3 separate regions of the Homo sapiens genome follow, and all the other regions are linked to region 1. A link is a loop called in an ENCODE intact Hi-C map of the cell type or tissue named here. Cell type or tissue: OCI-LY7. All regions are shown on one strand. Links, peaks and the distances in the headings refer to the core of each region. The heading gives the core; the rest is flanking DNA. Region 1 overlaps SLC38A10 (solute carrier family 38 member 10). Region 2 overlaps NPLOC4 (NPL4 homolog, ubiquitin recognition factor). Region 3 overlaps BAHCC1 (BAH domain and coiled-coil containing 1).

Region 1 (5,347 bases), core at 79-5,078:
TTATTCTCAGGAGAGCAAAGGCGTAAGGAGCTTTCCTGGAGGGACAGGTGACAGATCCCTGTAGATGAACACAGCCGAGCTCCGAGGCCCGAGGGTGTGGGAGCAGTGCTCTGGGCCAGGGCTATGCTAGGACCAGGGCGGGCACAGCCACCCCCAAACTGGGTCCCCTTGGGGCACAGCCTTAAAATAAACCTCCACATCTGGGTGCAGGCACGCCCACACCTGGCTGGCTTTAAATACTCCGAGTGTTAAAACTGTTAACAAACCTGCTTTAAAGACGAAATGGTAATCACAAGCCAAGTGACAATGCCGCAGGTGTTTTAAAGGGGAGCAAGGGAGATAAAACGGTAATCACAAGCCATGTGACGATGCCGCAGGTGTTTAAAGGGGAGTAAGGCAGATAAAAGGTTCCCAGAAAGCAAGCTGCTGATGGGAAGGGAGCAGAAAGCTCTCCGAGGGGTCTGCTCAGCAGGCGGCTGGAAAGAGAAGGGGGGCCTGGCAGGGCTCCCGAGGATGACCTGGGCATCACCCCAGGGCTGGGGGAGGGGGCTGCCGCTCCCTGGGCCTGAGGCAGGCGGCTGTAGGGCGGAGGCCTTACCCTCCAGCTGGCTGGCCGCCTGGTTTCCACCCGCTCGCTCCACGTCCCTCTGCTCGCGAGGCTCGGGCGGCAGCCCAGGCCCTGGAGCCGGCTTCTCCGCTGGGAGGGGAGGCTTCCCACCTGCACACACGGTGAAGACTCAGAAGGTTTTGCAGGAAAGTCAAGGGAGGGTTTGGGGGGTTGGGGGACAGAAGGCAAGGGCGGGACAAAAGGAAGTGGCAGATGTTTCTAAAGTGACACCCCCGTCAGCACAGTTTATATTCAACCTGATGATTACTAGCGAAGCAATAAAAAAATATTTAACAACCTCATAGGCTTGTGGCAATGAGCCAATGGTAACTGCCTTCGCAATTAAAATGCAAGAACTGTCCTAAGCAGCTCTTAGACGGGCACTTAACAACGTGTTACCTGTCAGGCGCCCCCCGCGCCGCCCCCCGTGTGCGCCCAGACACACGAGCACAGCGCGGCACCTGACATTTAGTGGTCTGGCAAACAACTGTGTGACAGATATTACAGTAGCTGTCAGCCACCAGCCTCTTCCTGTCCCCACCAGCTGCCGGGGCCCGCTCCATTTGCATGCTAATCTGGTGCAGGGAGAGAGACTGGGGACTGAGGGAGGAACCATCGATTCTGCTGCCCCTGCCCAGCCTCCCCAGCCCAAGAGGGGAGTGTCTTCCGACACGAGCCCAGGCTGACACCCACCGTGGTCGCTGTCCTCTGCGGGCTGCCCTGTGTCCCCGGCGGCGTTGCCTGGCGGCGGTCCCCCCTTGGCCTTTTCCCCTCCACCCACCGCCAGGCCGTTCTGCTGCTCAGACAGCACTGCCTGGGGCCGAGGATGCAGGCCCCTGTCTCCTGGCCCCAGGTCCTCCTTTGCAGGCTGGACAGCTGGCTGACCATCTGCTTCTGGAACTTTCTGGGGATCTTCAGGAAGATCACCCGCCTCCTCCAAGGCCTGGGCCTGTCCAGGCCTCTTCCCAACCTCTCCCTGCTCCGGCTCTTGTTTCTCTCTTTCTGAGTCGGGCAGAGGCGGCGCCATCTGGCCCTGGACCCCTGGAGCCTTTCCGCCCGCGTGTCTGGATGGAGGTTTGTTCTCTTCTGGCACCTCTCGGTCTTGGCCTTCATCTACCACCACCTTGTCGTGAGGAACAGGAGGCTCGTGGCGGTGGGCCTCGCCCACAGGCACAGCAATCCCTGCAAGGGCACGGGGGACAGATGGGGTCAGGCTGAGGCCCCTCCTTCCCTTCCCAGGGAATTAGAACTGGGTTCTTCCCTGGGTTCTGGCTCCCAACAGTGTGACACAGGCCAACAGATACCACCTCCCCTGCCGGCCTCCCTGCTGCCTGGCCAAGCACAGCTGATGCTAAAGTTCAACAGGGGCAGCTGCAAACAAGTTGCTCTGGGAGGGGCAGGACATTCATCTGAATTGAAAGACAGAGAAAACAAAAAGGACCAGAACTTAGGCTGGGCTGAAGGGAAAAAGATACACACAGCCCTGAGAGCCACCCCGCAGGGTGTCCAGCCTGCAAAGGAGGACCCGGGGCCGCCCTTCCCCATCCGCACCCCCAGCCAGTGCCCAGCACCTTGCCCAGGGCGATCGAGCTGTGCCTCCTCCGGTGCCTCCTTGCCATCTTCCCGTCCAGGCACATCCACGGGCCCCTTGATCTGGGCCTGCTCCAGCTCCTCTCTCTCCTTCGGCAGCTTCGGCTTCTCCCGGCCATCCTCAGCCACGGCCACAACCGGATCCTGGGCTGGGAGCAGGGCACAGTTAGGGAACTGCACTGCCAAGCAGCTCCAGGAGCGGGGCAGCTCTCCCTGGACTGTTACCATATTTTCCAGCCAAATGGCAGAGTCAAAGCAGTTTCTTTTTCCTGTTCGATCATTAGCAGCTAAGTAGCACAGAAAACTGTCATTTTTCATGTGTATTCACAACAAAAATATGTCAAAATGCGATTTACACCTAACTGGGGGCAGGGAGAACTAGACTCCATGTAATACTCAGTCATTACCACCAGATGGCGGCACGAGCCCACCGACCCACTCTCCCACAGTCCCCTCCATTACCATCACCTCCATCATCACCGTCATCACCGTCACCTCCACCACCACCACCACCATCACCGCTATCATCACCATCATCTCCATCCCTACCACCATCAACATCACCATCATCACCATCATCTCCATCCCTACCACCAACATCACCATCATCACCATCACCATCACCATCATCACCATCTCCATCCCTACCACCATCACCATCATCATCACCGTCACCATCATCACCATCTCCATCCCTACCACCATCACCATCATCATCACCGTCACCATCATCACCATCACCGCTATCATCACCACCATCTCCATCCCTACCACCATCACCATCATCATCACCATCACCACTACCATCACCACCATCACTGCCAACCCTACCATCATTGCCATCACCTCCATTATCGTCATCACCACCACCATCTCCATCCCCACCACCATCGCTGCATCATTGCCACCACCTCCATAATCATCACCTACATCACCGTCACCTCCACCGTCACTGCCATCACCTCCATCATCGTCGTCACCTCCGTCACCACCACCACCACCGCCATCACCACCTCCCTGTCCCAGCAAGGCCATATGTCCACTGAGACAGGCGCTGCAGCCGAGGGGGACTCAGGTGAAGCTGTCTGAGGAAGAATTCACACAGAGTCCAGTTCAGAGCAGCAGATGGGGCCTCACCAGCTCCCATAGGAGAAGAAAATGGGGACAATTAGCTTAGCTTTCTACCAGCCTTCTAAGAGCAGCCTGATATGTTAGTCTAGGGAAACAGACAGTTACACTGTTGTCAGTTTGGAGTTGAGAGTCCTAGACAAACTGTAGAGGGAAGGTACCACCCTACTGGGTAATAAACTAGTTAACAGAAAGCAGACGCTAGGCTCTACAGTTTAGTTAAAGTAACAAATTCAACTTTTTTTTAAGATGGACTCCTGCTGTGTCGCCCAGGCTGGAGTGCAGTGGCACAATTTCGGCTCACTGCAACCTCTGCCTCCCAGGTTCAAGCAATTTTCATGCCTCAGCCTCCTGTAGCTGGAATTACAGGAACCTGCCACAATGCCTGGCTGATTTTTGTATCTTTAGTAGAGACAGGGTTTCACCACGTTGGCCAGGCTGGTCTCAAACTCCTGACCTCAAGTGATCCACCCGCCTCATTCTCCCAAAGTGCTGGGATTACATGCGTGAGCCACCGCGCCTGGCCCAAGTGACCAATTCTATAAGCGTATGGCCACCCGCCTGAGCAGGTGAAAACATACTGGTCTCCATCACACGATTAGGCTTCGGCAGAGGCCCCATGCGGAAACAAGCCATAACTGTCAATCAAGAGGGCCTGTCCAATGGATTACTAAGTGAAGAAAGGGAGGCTGGGGAGGGGAAGGGAAAATATAGCAAAACAAAGGAAATCTCCGTTGTCATAGGACAAGTTGCCTCAGAGCAGTCATTTTCTCAGCAGGAGCAAAATTCAGTTCCTCAGGCCGTGAATGACCAGTCTGGGGCTCCAGGGGGAGCTCTGTGTGGGTGCAGGAGCCGCGGGACGGGAAGTGAGCACGGTGAGCCGGGAGCTGCCCCAGAGGTCCCTTTGGAGAACCTCCCGGGAACGCCACGCCTCTCAGCGTTCTGCAAGTGTTGCTGGATTGCACGGGCACCTGCAGGAAGGCTGTGCGAGTGTCCTGGCTCCCCGCCGCCTGCAGCAGCTGACCAGCCAAGGGCTGCACTCACAGCCTTCATGCCCGGCGCTCTGCAGCTGTCTGCGGGCAATGCACACAGCCTTCTCCACAACGGAGCCCATCTTTGCGTCAGGGACAGTTTGCCGGCAGTGCCTCTTGGCTGCAGTAAAACTAACACAAAACTTCAAAATCAGCAACTGAAAAACGTCCGAGTGCTGCCAGCCGCTTCCACTCTCAACATGAACACAGGTTGCGCAAAGACAGAAAGGGGCCCTGTATGGGGAGTGCCCCCGCCAGCTCACGACTGAGCTCCTCGGGAGGGAGGAGATCTCTGGCATCCGAATTTCTTCTCCTAGAAGGCCAGCAACACACCCGGCTAAGCCACAGTAGAGGCGGCCACGGCCAAGGGGGATGGCTCCACGCACGCCCCCAGGAACACCCAGCAGAGGGTGCTGCCGCAGGGCAACCATCCTCCCTCATTTGGCTTCAAAAATCGCCTCCAGGCCAGGCATGATGGCTCACTCCGGTAATCCCAGCACTTTGAGAGGCCGAGGCAGGAGGATCACTTGAGGTCAGGAGTTCAACACCATCCTGGCAAAACCCTGTCTCAACAAAAATACAAAATTAGCCGGGTGTGGTGCCGCGCCTGTATTCTCGGCTACTCAGAGGCTGAGGTGGGAGAATTGCTTGAACTTGGGAGGTGGAGGCTGTAGTGAGCCAATATCGTGCCACTGCACTCCAGCCTGGGCGACAGAGCGAGACTCCATCTCAAAAAAAAAATCATCTCCAGTCACAAGAAACCACGACCCGTGACCATCATTGGCACGTGGTGCCAGGAATGCTGTGTTTATGCTGTCCCAGCGGCTCCTCACTGCCAGGTGCTGACGCAGGTTCCCAGCTCCTGGCACCCACAAAAACACACACCTTCCTAACAAGTGACAGAGGCCACAACTCAGCCACGGCGGAGGCGGATCCCTCAGACTTTCCTCCCTGCTGTCTAGTCGGGCATGGAGGCCCCAAGGCTGCCAAG
Region 2 (5,347 bases), core at 102-5,101, 340 kb after region 1:
GCTTTTTTTTTTTGAGATGGAGTTTCACTCTGTCGCCCAGGGGAACATCCTTGTCCATATATACATATACATATATATATATATTTTTTTTTTCTTTTCTTTTCTTTTTTTGAGACAGAGGCTCACCCTGTCACCCAGGCTGGAGTGCACTGGCACAAACTCAGCTCACTGCAACCTCCGCCTGATGGGTTCAAGTGATTCTCCTGCCTCAGCTCCTTGAGTAGCTGGGATTACAGGCGCCCACCACCATGCCCAGCTAATTTTTATATTTATAAAGAGATGGGGTTTCGCTATGTTGGCCAGGCTGATCTCGAACTCCTGACCTCAAGCGATCCACTCACCTGGGCCTCCCAAAGTGCTGGGATTACAGGCGTGAGCCACCACGCCCGGCCAAAAAAGTGGACTTTTAATGAGAGCACTGGCCTAGAGGAGAGCTCTGTGGAGGTCCTGATTCTGTTATGAGTTTTGGGGTTTGTGTTTATATAGTTTTATGCTGTTAAGTTGTTCAGAATTTTTACCATAAAAAGAAAGGAGGAATTTATATCCCACAAGCCCAGTAAGAAAGTCCAGTATAACTAAGTTAAGGATAAAAAGCTACCAAAAAGAGGAACAAAATATATTAACGAGGTGGTAATATTTACAGTACATACTGTCCCTGTTATACCTGTAGCCACTGCAGTAACAAACTTGGATCCAAAATGTCCGTCTGGAGAGAGCCGGCACATGTTGGGATGCTTGTTCTGGAAGTCTCCTGCAGTGATGCACTCTTCTGAACTTAGGAAATAGGTGTCCTAAGACAAGAGAAGCAGCCTATCAAATTTTACAGCATCATGCCAAAATATACTTCTATTTCTTCTTTAAAAAATAAGAACTAAGCCAGGAGCAGTGACTCACACCTCTAATTCCAGCACTTTGAGAGGTGGAGGCGGGAGGTCCACTTGAGGACAAGAGTTCGAGACCAGCCTGGCCAACACACCAAAACCTGGTCTCTACTAAAAATAAAAAAATTATCTGGGTATGGTGGTGCACACCTGAACCCAGGAGGAGGAAGCTGTAGTGAGCCGAGATTGTGCCATTGCACTCCAACCTGTGCAACACAGCAAGACTCTGTCTCAAAAAAATAAAAATAAAAAATAAGAACCAAACTATAAAACTCAAAACCACTTTGAAACAAGTATCTACAATTCCTAACCATTACCAATTCCTCATCTAAAACCACTCACGACTAGAAAGGCCAGAAGCACTATGCAAACCACCCCGCCATGGGCTGAGCCCTGAAAATCACTGCTTTATAAAGGTAAGATGGGTTTAGCTCTATGAGACCAAGAGATCCGGCCTTCATTGATCAAGAAGAACTTCTTGAAAAATAATGGGGCCTGAGGGCTGGGCATGGTGGCTCACACCTGTAATCCCAGCACTCTGGGAGGCCAAGGCAGGCAGATCACAAGGTCGAGATCAAGACCATCCTGGCTAACACAGTGAAACCCCATCTCTATTAAAAATACAAAAAAATTAGCTGGGCATGGTGGCAGGCGCCTGTAGTCCCAGCTTCTCCTGAGGCTGAGGCAGGAGAATGGCGTGAACCCGGGAGGCATTGCTAGCGGTGAGCAGAGATTGCGCCACTGCACTCCAGCCTGGGCAAAAGAGCAAGACTCCGTCTCAAAAAATACAAATAAATAAATAATGGGGCCTGAAAGCTAGAACCAGCGGTGCAAAGAGACCCTGATAATGCAGGCCAACACCATCTGTAACCAAGCCATAGGGCCACACGCACAGTCCTGTCTCCACCTCACCTTATTTCGACTGTAGCGGACGGTACCCTTTCGGGTATCTTCTGAGACGAGGTCTGTAAATATCCAGCCAACCTTAAAAAAAGGAAAGTAGCTTTTAAACATCTCCTCAAGATAGACGATGAATGGCTGGGCGCAGTGACTCACGCCTATAATCACAGCACTTTGAGAGGCCGAGGCAGGAGAATCACGAGGTTAAGAGATCGAGACCATCCTGGCCAATACAGTGAAACCCCATCTCTACTAAAAATACAGAAATTAGGCCGGGTGCGGTGGCTCACGCCTGTAATCCCAGCACTTTGGGAGGCCGAGGCGGGTGGATCACCCGAGGTCGGGAGTTCGAGACCAGCCTGACCAACATGGAGAAACCCTGTCTCTACTAAAAATACAAAATTAGTTGGGGTGGTGGCGCATGCCTGTAATCCCAGCTACTCAGGAGGCTGAGGCAGGAGAATCACTTGAACCCGGGAGGCAGAGGTTGCAGTGTGCCAGGATCGCGCCATTGCACTCCAGCCTGGGCAACAAGAATGAAACTCCATCTCAAAAAAAAAAAAAAAAAATTAGCTGGGCGTGGCCGGGTGTGGTGGCTCACGCCTGTAATTCCAACACTTCGGGAGGCCAAGACGGTGGATCACGAGGTCAGGAGATCAAGACCATCCTGGCTAACATGGTGAAATCCCGTCTCTACTAAAAATAGAAAAAAATTAGCCGGGCGTGGTGGCGGGTGCCTGTAGTCCCAGCTACTCAGGAGGCTGAGGCAGGAGAATGGTGTGAACCCGGGAGGTGAAGCTTGCAGTGAGCCGAGATTGCGTCACTGCACTCCAGCCTGGCCCACAGAGCAAGACTCTGTCTCAAAAAAAAAAAAAAAAAAAAAGATAGATGATGAATGTTTTCTGGCTTCTGCCCAGAGAGCTTAAAAAGAATGTTCTCAGTCAGAAACTCCTTTTTGTGAGCCAGGTGAATCTACATCAACAGGTTCCTCAAGTAAGATGCCAGGCCACACCCAGGGATCTCCATCTCTGTTCAGTAGAAACTGGCCACCCTCCCTCTGGTGCTGCTGGGTTAGAGATGAGTTTCCTCAGCACCAGCTCTGCCCAGCACCATGCTGGGTGCAAGAGACACAGCAGTGAGTGAGACCAACAGAAGGTGAGTGAAAAAGGCACTTAAACTCCCAAGAGGAAGACAGACAACAAGCAAGCAAATAAACATTTCAGAGAGTAGGTCTTTCCTGACAAGCTAAGAAAAAGGATTCCTAGAGAAAGGCACATAATACAAAAGGGGTAATATAATGCAGACTTCACACAGCTGCTCCTGGGAGCTCCACCTCAAGGCCGGAAGGAAGCATCTGAGGGTATGAGGATCTGAAACCTGTGACCCAGCAACCCCTGCACGTTCAGTGTAGCAGTGCCTGTGTGCTGTGTGATCCTTAGGCCCGCCTCTGCCTGTGAATTCCTGCACCAGAAGCCCGTCACGAGGCCACAGGAGCAGCAGTTGAGTCCCGGCAATTGTCACTTCTGTCCTCGGGAAGGATCTGCGGCCCATGACCCTCTCCAGCACTACCTGACACACAACTCTTCCCATCCACCCCCAGCAGACATGACTAGCCCACTGGGAGACTTTCACTGTCTTTAAAGATGCCCCAATGAATGAAAAACCCAAGGTGGTGGCAACAGAGAAAATGAAACTTAAAGGGTTAATTATGCAGTAAATAAAGCAAAATCAAAATCAAACTGAGAAAAATTAGGGCTTAGAAACTCATATTTTAGGCCAGGCACGGTGGCTCACGCCCATAATCCCAGAACTTTGGGAGACCAAGGCGGGTGGATCACCTGAGGTCGAGAGTTCAAGACCAGCCTGGCCAACATGGTGAAACATCGTCTCTATTAAAAATACAAAAATTAACTGGGCGTTGTGGCGGGTGCCTGTAATCCCAGCTACTTGGGAGGCTGAGGCAGGAGAATCACTTGAACCCGGGAGGCAGAGGTTGCAGTGAGCCAAGATCGTGCCACTGCACTCCAGCCTGGGTGAAAGAGCAAGACTCCTCAAAAAAAAAAAATAAAATAAAATAAAAAGAGAAACTTGTGTCTTGCAGAAAATTATTTAAGTAATTTCAAGATTATGAACTGTAAGATTATAACAAATTAGGTCAAAAAATTGGACCAATCTCTTTTAAACAAGAGAACTTCCAGAATTTGAACCCAAATATGCCCCTAAATCAAGATGCTGACTCCTTGTTAGAAACAGGATGTTTCTTTCCTAAAGACAGTAAAACTGTGTGGACTGCTCACTGACACTACTAGGTTTTAAGTCACATTTGCAGTCTCACCCGCTTCATCTGTAGAGAAGATTAAATAATCTAGAGATTATTTTTCATGGTCTGAGTTGATTAGGAAATAAAGGATAAAACATACTTATTAACATTAAACTCGTAAGATATGTTCAAATTCATGGCTCTACATTAATTTATTAAAATTGTTCCTGGGAACTGTATCAATGTCAGATAAACCAGATCAATAGAATAAAAAAGGAAATCCTTTTCTCATCTTCTAACTGTTCCATGAAACTAGGAAGAATTGTAGGCTCAGAGAGCTAAATTATAAACAGGAAATTAAATGATGATTGATGACGGAGCAGCAGAAGCTCCAAGTGCATGGCACAGAACATGAACACTGTCAATGGAATGTCAGCCTTGACTGTCCTCGGCTTCCAAGCTACATGAAGGGAGAGCTCAGGCAGAAGGGACACACATGCACAGAGGAGCCAGCAGGGGTGCGGCTGGGGTCTGTTTCCCACTTGAAGCAGTCCTCATGAAGTGTGGCTGGAAGGCTGAAATATAACAGCCAGATCTGCACTGGGATTTTTTTTTTTTTATGCTCAAGAAAATGTTCTCATTTTAGTTTAAGTCAGAGGAACATAAAGGTTATTGGTGCCCAACAAACATATGTGAAGTTTCAAAACATATAGTGCCTGCACCTGACCTTGTGCAGCCGGAGAGAGCCAGTACCCGACACAGCCCGGCCACTCTCCCAACTCCCCCTGGCCTGGATGCCCAACAGAGCCTGGCCACGCCCCCTGCTTGGCTGCCGGATGCCTCAGTACCTTCCGCAGGCCAAGTTTGGCAGCAATTTCATCGACCACTTCAGCTTTTGGATCCTCAAGAAGCTCCAAGCTGTTCTGTGTACCAATCTGCAGGGAATCAAAGGGAGAAGATGGACTTAGAGCAGAGGGCTCAGGAAGCAGCACCCCAAGCCCTTCCACTTCCAGCTCTAGGTCACAAGGAGTGCTGGGGGCCTCCTTGTCAGAAAGGAGAACTATAGCCACAGATAAAACACATGCGACACGCCTCCCGGCTTCTCTCCTTCTCGGGTTGTGCTGCACCTTTTACCAGGGCTGCAAAACATGTGGCATGCAGGGCCCAGCTGATGTGTGCTGCACAGCTCTGCATCAGGAGCACTCAGGACTAAGGCAAGGCAAGGTCTACACACTCTGCCTGTTTTAAAAGTTCCTTCATCAGGGAATTAAGTTACTTTCAAACTTCCTTGGATAAGTAGCTTCAC
Region 3 (5,347 bases), core at 63-5,062, 180 kb after region 1:
TGCCCCACCCCGCCTCAGCCTTTTGTGTCTGTGGGCAAACGCCCCGGCCAGCCACAGCATCTGGCTCCCAGGATGTCTGTGGGAGGGAGGAGGGTGGCCTGGCACCGGGGGAGCAGGAAGGGGAGGCCTGCGGCAGCCGTGGTGAACCCCCCACAACAGACGCAACGGCCGCTGCCTGGTCCTGGCCCAGCCACAGGTGCACAGATCCACCTAGGACCACTGACTTGGTTTCCCCTCCTGGCAGTGGTGGCCCCTAGTCAGGGCCCAGAAGTGGCACCAGCCCATCCCCAATGCTCTCTGCACCAGGAGAGAGCTCCTACCCCACTCCCTCCACCCACCCTGGGGGACCCCAGCAGCAAGGAGGGCCGTTTGTGGGTAGCACCACCTGCCTTGGAGCCCCCGTCCCGCCCCTCTGGGGGCTGCTCAGAGGGTGGGTGTGTGGTGGCCCACAGGCAGACAGCACCCACAACGGCCTCTAGACACTCACTTCCCCTTGTGCCAACGGCTGCCTGGGCGGAGCTGCCCACATCCCACCCCGGGGACCCCCACCACTTCTCAGCCCCTCACATGGGGCCCGGCATCGGTGGGTTCCATCTGCTCCCGAGCCCTTGGGAGTCCCCCTGGCTGGGTGGGAAGCCAATGTCCTGCCACAAGTGTCGACGTGAGCCCCTGGCGTCTGGGCCTCTGAGCCCCTTCTATCTGCGTCCCAGGGAAGTAGCTCCTCCAGGCGGGGGTGGCCTGAGCCGGAGGAGAGGACAGTGCCCACAGTGGCCCTGGCTGTGTCACACCGAGGAGGTTCACCTGTCCACCCTGCTGGGCACCTGGCACCCTGGCTGGGCGAGACGCATCTCCCGCTGTCCGTGTCAGGTGGGGGTGGGCACGTGTGCGGGACAGTGGGCTGGGTGGACCAGCACGGGTGGAGGCGGGACAAGGGGGTGCAGGGCGTGGCCTCTGAGCCGCCCGCCTGGGCCCCAGAATGCAAGGCCCACCCGGGGCTGAGGATGGGTGTGGGTGCCCCCCGAGGGTGGCAGAGCCTCCAAGGCCACACACCTGCGAGGCCCGTGCTCCAGCTTGCTGTCCCCTGCTCTGCCTTCAGTTCAGTTGTCCCACCCCCCGGGATCCCCTCCCCTCCCTGCGGGGGTTCCCTGCCACGCAGCCGTGCTCCCCGACAGACCACATGGAGCTGCCGCGCTGTGAGCTGAGCGGCAGAGGCCAGGGCCGGCGGGCCAGGGTGAGAGGCTGGCTGGCTGCCCGGGCAGCATGCCTGGCTGCTAGTTTGACAGGGTGCCAGCTGGCTCCCCGTGCGCCGGGCCTGTTTCTCTGCCGTGTGTGTTCATGGGGGAAGGGGAGTGAGGTGGGTGGGGGGCACGCGACTCGGCCGGAGAGTGGGGGCCAGCAGGCACAGCGGGCTGCCTGGGCGGTTGGCCTTGCCCACGTTTCCTCCTAGTGGCCCAGGATGGGCAGGAGGCAGGTGCCTGGCCAAGCCAGCTTGCCACCCCCTCCCCAGCCCAGGGCTTTCGTTGAGGGTAGGTAGGCCAGGGTGGGGCAGGCCACCAGGAACCCAGGTTGGGGTAGCCCCAGGAACCCCCCATGCCAAGCGGGGCCTCCTCTCTCCCCATCTGCAGGGCAGCCCCTCGAGCGGGCCAGGGCTTCCTGCTTCCCCGGGGGAGCAGCTGGGGGTGCAGCAGAGGCAGCCCGGAGCTGGAGGAGCCGCCCGGAACATCTGGCCTGGGCAGAGCCTGTCTGTTCAGCTCCTCCCGGCCCGCAGCTTACCCGAGGCTCGCGCTCCCACCAGCGGTGGGCCTCTCTGGGGCTTGGGGTGGGGGCGGGAGGCGGAACTGGCCAGGGGCAGAGGTGAGCTCCTGCTGGGCAGCCTGTCCTGGGTGGATGAGGATGAGAGCAGGGGTGGGGGCACACACAGCTGGCCCTATTGTCAGCAGGCCTGGTCCCCTCCCTCCCCACCGCGCCCCCCAGCTGCCTGGCCAGGACCACCCACAGGGCCAATGAAAGAGGATTCTGTTCCTGGGGGGCTCAGCTGGGAAGGGGTGGGGGCAGGGGCTGCTGAGATCCCCACTGAGGCCACTCGTGGTCTCTTGTGCCACCTGGGGGGAGCCATGGGGGCGGCAGGCACACACACGCGCTGGCTCTCCGCCTGGCCGGCCTCTTGGTCAGAACCACGCCCCACCAGCGGCCACTTCTCACTGGGCCTGGCCAGCTCCTGGGGGTCCGGGGCTACGCATGCCGAGCACTCCCTGCCAACGGAGCCCCGCAGCTTCCTGCATCCTGCCAGCTGCTCCTCTGTCCCCTTCGTCCCCTCTGAGGTCTCAGGACTCGCTGGTGCTGCTGGGAGTGAGCAGGAGCTGGGACCACATCTGTTTAAGGGACAGAGGTCCCACCAGCGCCCACCCACCCCGAGTGTCCTCAGAGGTACTGGGGCCCCAGCTCCATCCTTCCTGTGATGCCTGCCAGGGACCTGCTGCTTCCTCCCAGACCCCTTCAGCTCCTCCTTCCTCTCCCGGCCTCGGTTTCCTCGGTGGCTAAAACAGCTTCTTGGTCTGTCTCCCACAGGCCCGCTGACCACCCCAGCACTGACGTTTCTACCACATCTATGTGGGGGGTGTGGCCCTTGCCCTGCCTAGACCTGCTGTCCCTGCCCATGTGCGAGGGAGAGTTGGGCCAGTGGGGACAAGCTGGCTCCGCTGGGATGCGAGGGACAGCGTGGGGGTCCCGGCGTGGGGGTGGAGGGGACAGCGTGGGGGTCTCGGCGTGGGGGTGGAGGGGACAGCGTGGGGGTCCCGGCGTGGGGGTGGAGGGGACAGCGTGGGGATCCCAGCGTGGGGGTGGAGGGGCTCTGCTGGGCCGGCTACCTCCCGCCAGCTTCTCTCAGCCAGAGGGCGGCTGCCCCATCCAGGCCTATGATCCCCCCTCCGGAGGTGTCCTATGGCTTTCGGGAGCCAGCCCTCCCATACCCTCGGCCCCTCACCGTGGCCTGCCCTGGCCGGCCACCCTGCCAGGGTCCCAGCCTCCTGTCCCCACTGGAGTCTGCCCTCAGGCCCTGGCAGTTCCCAACCCCCAGCCCGCTGAGACTTTATGCATAGCCTCATGTTCACGGCCTGGCTGAGTGCTGCCAGTCACTGTTGAGTGCAGGGGTTTCATCCCGTGGCCATGGTGACCAGCACCCAGGTCCACACCTGGCAGAGGGCTGTATGGAGGTGGCTAGGGGAGACACAGACTTGGGGAAGCCAGGATAGGGACATCCCAGGTGGCAGAACCTGAGCCCCAGGGAGGTTGGGGAGAGGGCCACCCCTGGTTTGGATAAAGGGCCTGGTCCCTGCAGCTTCAGGGTTCCCAGGACCAGCCCTGGCTTGAGGTTGGGCAGGATGACTGCACTTCTGTTATGAGCCTGGCCCTGGGATGGCACCTGCCTCCCCCTGGCAATGCTGCACAGCACAGTGGTGCTTGCGCCCATTTTACAGCTGAGGAAACTGAGGCTGAGGATTGTGTGTGACTGAGAGCCTGTCCCCTCATCCCCTCCCTGCCCTCTGACCTGCCGTGCTTTGGAGTAGGTGTACCCTCTGCCCCGCAAGCTCCTGCTCTCCAGGAGCCAGGGACTTAGCCAGGGACTTGGGCTAGAGGCTGCTCTGGGACCCAGGAGGCTGCACCCGAGCCCCTGCGCACACCCAGGCACCGCAGGACAGGGCAGGACTGTGGCAGATGCGGCATGGGCCCCTGCTATGTGCAGGGCAGGTGGGCAGGGCAGGGGTCGTCACAGACCCAGAGCTGTCTTAGCTTCGAGTTCATATGCCCAGCCTCAGTTTCTCTATCTGCCACACCCATGAGAACAGCTGTCCAGACCCCATGTGATACAGACACAAAGAGCAACTTCCCTCCCGTGTCCTGCAGCGGCTGTCCACTGCTGGGGCCAGTGGCCTTGGTCACTGGGGATGGGGTGCGGCCTTCCTAGGCTGACATCCCTGGATCTGACCGATGGTGCAGCCGCCCCGGCAGGTGCACCGTCTCCTGTGTGCCTGTGTGTGGGGCTGGCTGGTGTCATGCCTGTGGCCCCGGTACAATGACCTATGTGTCAAGGACGCTGCCTGGGGAACGTGAGGAAGGTCCTGGTGGACAGGCGGAAGGGAGTTCCCTGGTAGCCAGAGCTGATGTCCAGGGTGCCGGCGAAGGTTTTGGGGGTCGTGTGGTTGCTTCTAGCTCCACGCTCCGAGAACTGTCCATTGCCCCCTGTGGCTTGAGGGCGGCCCCAGCCTCGGACCCACCCTCCCACCCATCACCAGGCCCACCCTCCCTCCCATCGCCGGGCCCACCCTCCCCTCCAGCCCTGGACCCAACCTCCGTCCCCAGCCCTGGACCCACCCTCCCGGGCCCACCTGTTCCCCTGAGCCCCAGACCCCATCCCTCCCATCCCCGGGCCCACCCTCCCCCGCATCCCCAGGCCCACCCTCCCCGCCATCCCCAGACCCACCCTCCCCCCGAGCCCCAGACCCACCCTCCCTCCCATCCCCAGGCCCACCCTCCCCCCACATCCCCAGGCCCACCCTCCGCCCCATCCCCAGGCCCACCCTCCCCCCCCATCCCCAGGCCCACCCTTCCCCCCATCCCCAGGCCCAACCTCCCCCCCCATCCCCAGGCCCACCCTTCCCCCCATCCCCAGGAAGGCTGCGCTCCTCCCTGTGGGGTTGGTGCCTGGATCCTGGGCAGGCTGCCCACTGCGTTCATTCTGGAGGCTCCCATGGGAACCTGGCACCTGCTCCCGCTCTTAGCTACCTTGCTCAGCCTGGGAACAGATGGAGCTGGCCCGGCCCGCCCCTGAGGCAGCTGTGGGTCACCACTTGGGCCAGTTCCCTGCAGGCCTGTGGATGGGGAAGAGGCTGAGCTTCTGAAGCCTCAGGGGGCCCCAAGGATTGGGCACTCCAGCTCCAAGAACGAATCTCTTGCTGTGCCGCCCCGCAACCACTCATGTCCCGGGAGCTGCACTTTGAAACACAGCCTGGACACCCGGGGGCCTGCCCACCTGGGGTGAGGGGCCGTGTGTGGGAGCAGGGGTGTATGGCAGAGAGCAGACAGGACTAGGGAAGGGGCCGCTGCAAGGCTGTAGGCCCTTCCGGCCCTAGAGTGGGAGTGGGAACTGCCCATAGCTGCAGTCACTGCTGAGGCCCCTCCTGTGCCCAGGGCTGGAGTCATCAGTCCACCGAGGCCCCTCCTGTGCCCAGGGCAGGAGTCATCAGTCCACCGAGGTCCCTGTGTGCCCAGGGCAGGTGTCATCAGTCCACCGAGGCCCCTCCTGTGCTTAGGGCAGGTGTCATCAGTCCACCGAGGTCCCCGTGTGCTC

What was found. Hi-C counts contacts between places; a loop is a spot of excess contacts. Peaks named below come from ENCODE experiments on the same cell type or tissue, not always from the same donor. Only the 100,000 strongest peaks of a DNase experiment are listed, where the experiment ranks them.
Region 2: it touches region 1 in a loop (9-fold over the local background); 82 of 110 quality-filtered maps call a loop at or near these places.
Region 3: a loop joins it to region 1, with 26 times the contacts of the local background. A loop is called at or near these places in 3 of 110 quality-filtered maps.

The regions. Positions count from the first base shown.
Region 1 is chr17:81,250,895-81,256,241 of GRCh38, forward strand. SLC38A10 (solute carrier family 38 member 10) reads right to left here. Exons shown (of 16, transcript NM_001037984.3): 12 at 2,179-2,346; 13 at 1,301-1,789; 14 at 599-718. Among named protein-coding and RNA genes, the nearest start is that of NDUFAF8, 14 kb to the left of the region's middle. RefSeq lists enhancers at 787-1,454, 3,813-4,504. In OCI-LY7, for the core only: CTCF peaks have their summits at 1,042, 2,596 (motif pointing right), 2,797 and 4,139 (motif pointing right); DNase peaks (open chromatin) are centred at 287, 727, 1,127, 2,607 and 1 weaker place; H3K4me3 peaks cover 2,246 bases; H3K27ac peaks cover 2,492 bases.
Region 2 is chr17:81,595,452-81,600,798 of GRCh38, forward strand. It overlaps NPLOC4 (NPL4 homolog, ubiquitin recognition factor), which reads right to left. Exons shown (of 17, transcript NM_017921.4): 9 at 4,890-4,976; 10 at 1,794-1,865; 11 at 665-791. Among named protein-coding and RNA genes, the nearest start is that of NPLOC4, 39 kb to the right of the region's middle. RefSeq lists an enhancer at 2,968-3,087. In OCI-LY7, for the core only: no CTCF peak of the experiment used is centred there; a DNase peak (open chromatin) is centred at 3,150; H3K4me3 peaks cover 985 bases; H3K27ac peaks cover 1,311 bases.
Region 3 is chr17:81,428,257-81,433,603 of GRCh38, forward strand. The region is part of intron 3 of BAHCC1 (BAH domain and coiled-coil containing 1); the gene reads left to right. Among named protein-coding and RNA genes, the nearest start is that of MIR3186, 20 kb to the right of the region's middle. In OCI-LY7, for the core only: a CTCF peak has its summit at 2,102 (motif pointing left); no DNase peak of the experiment used is centred there.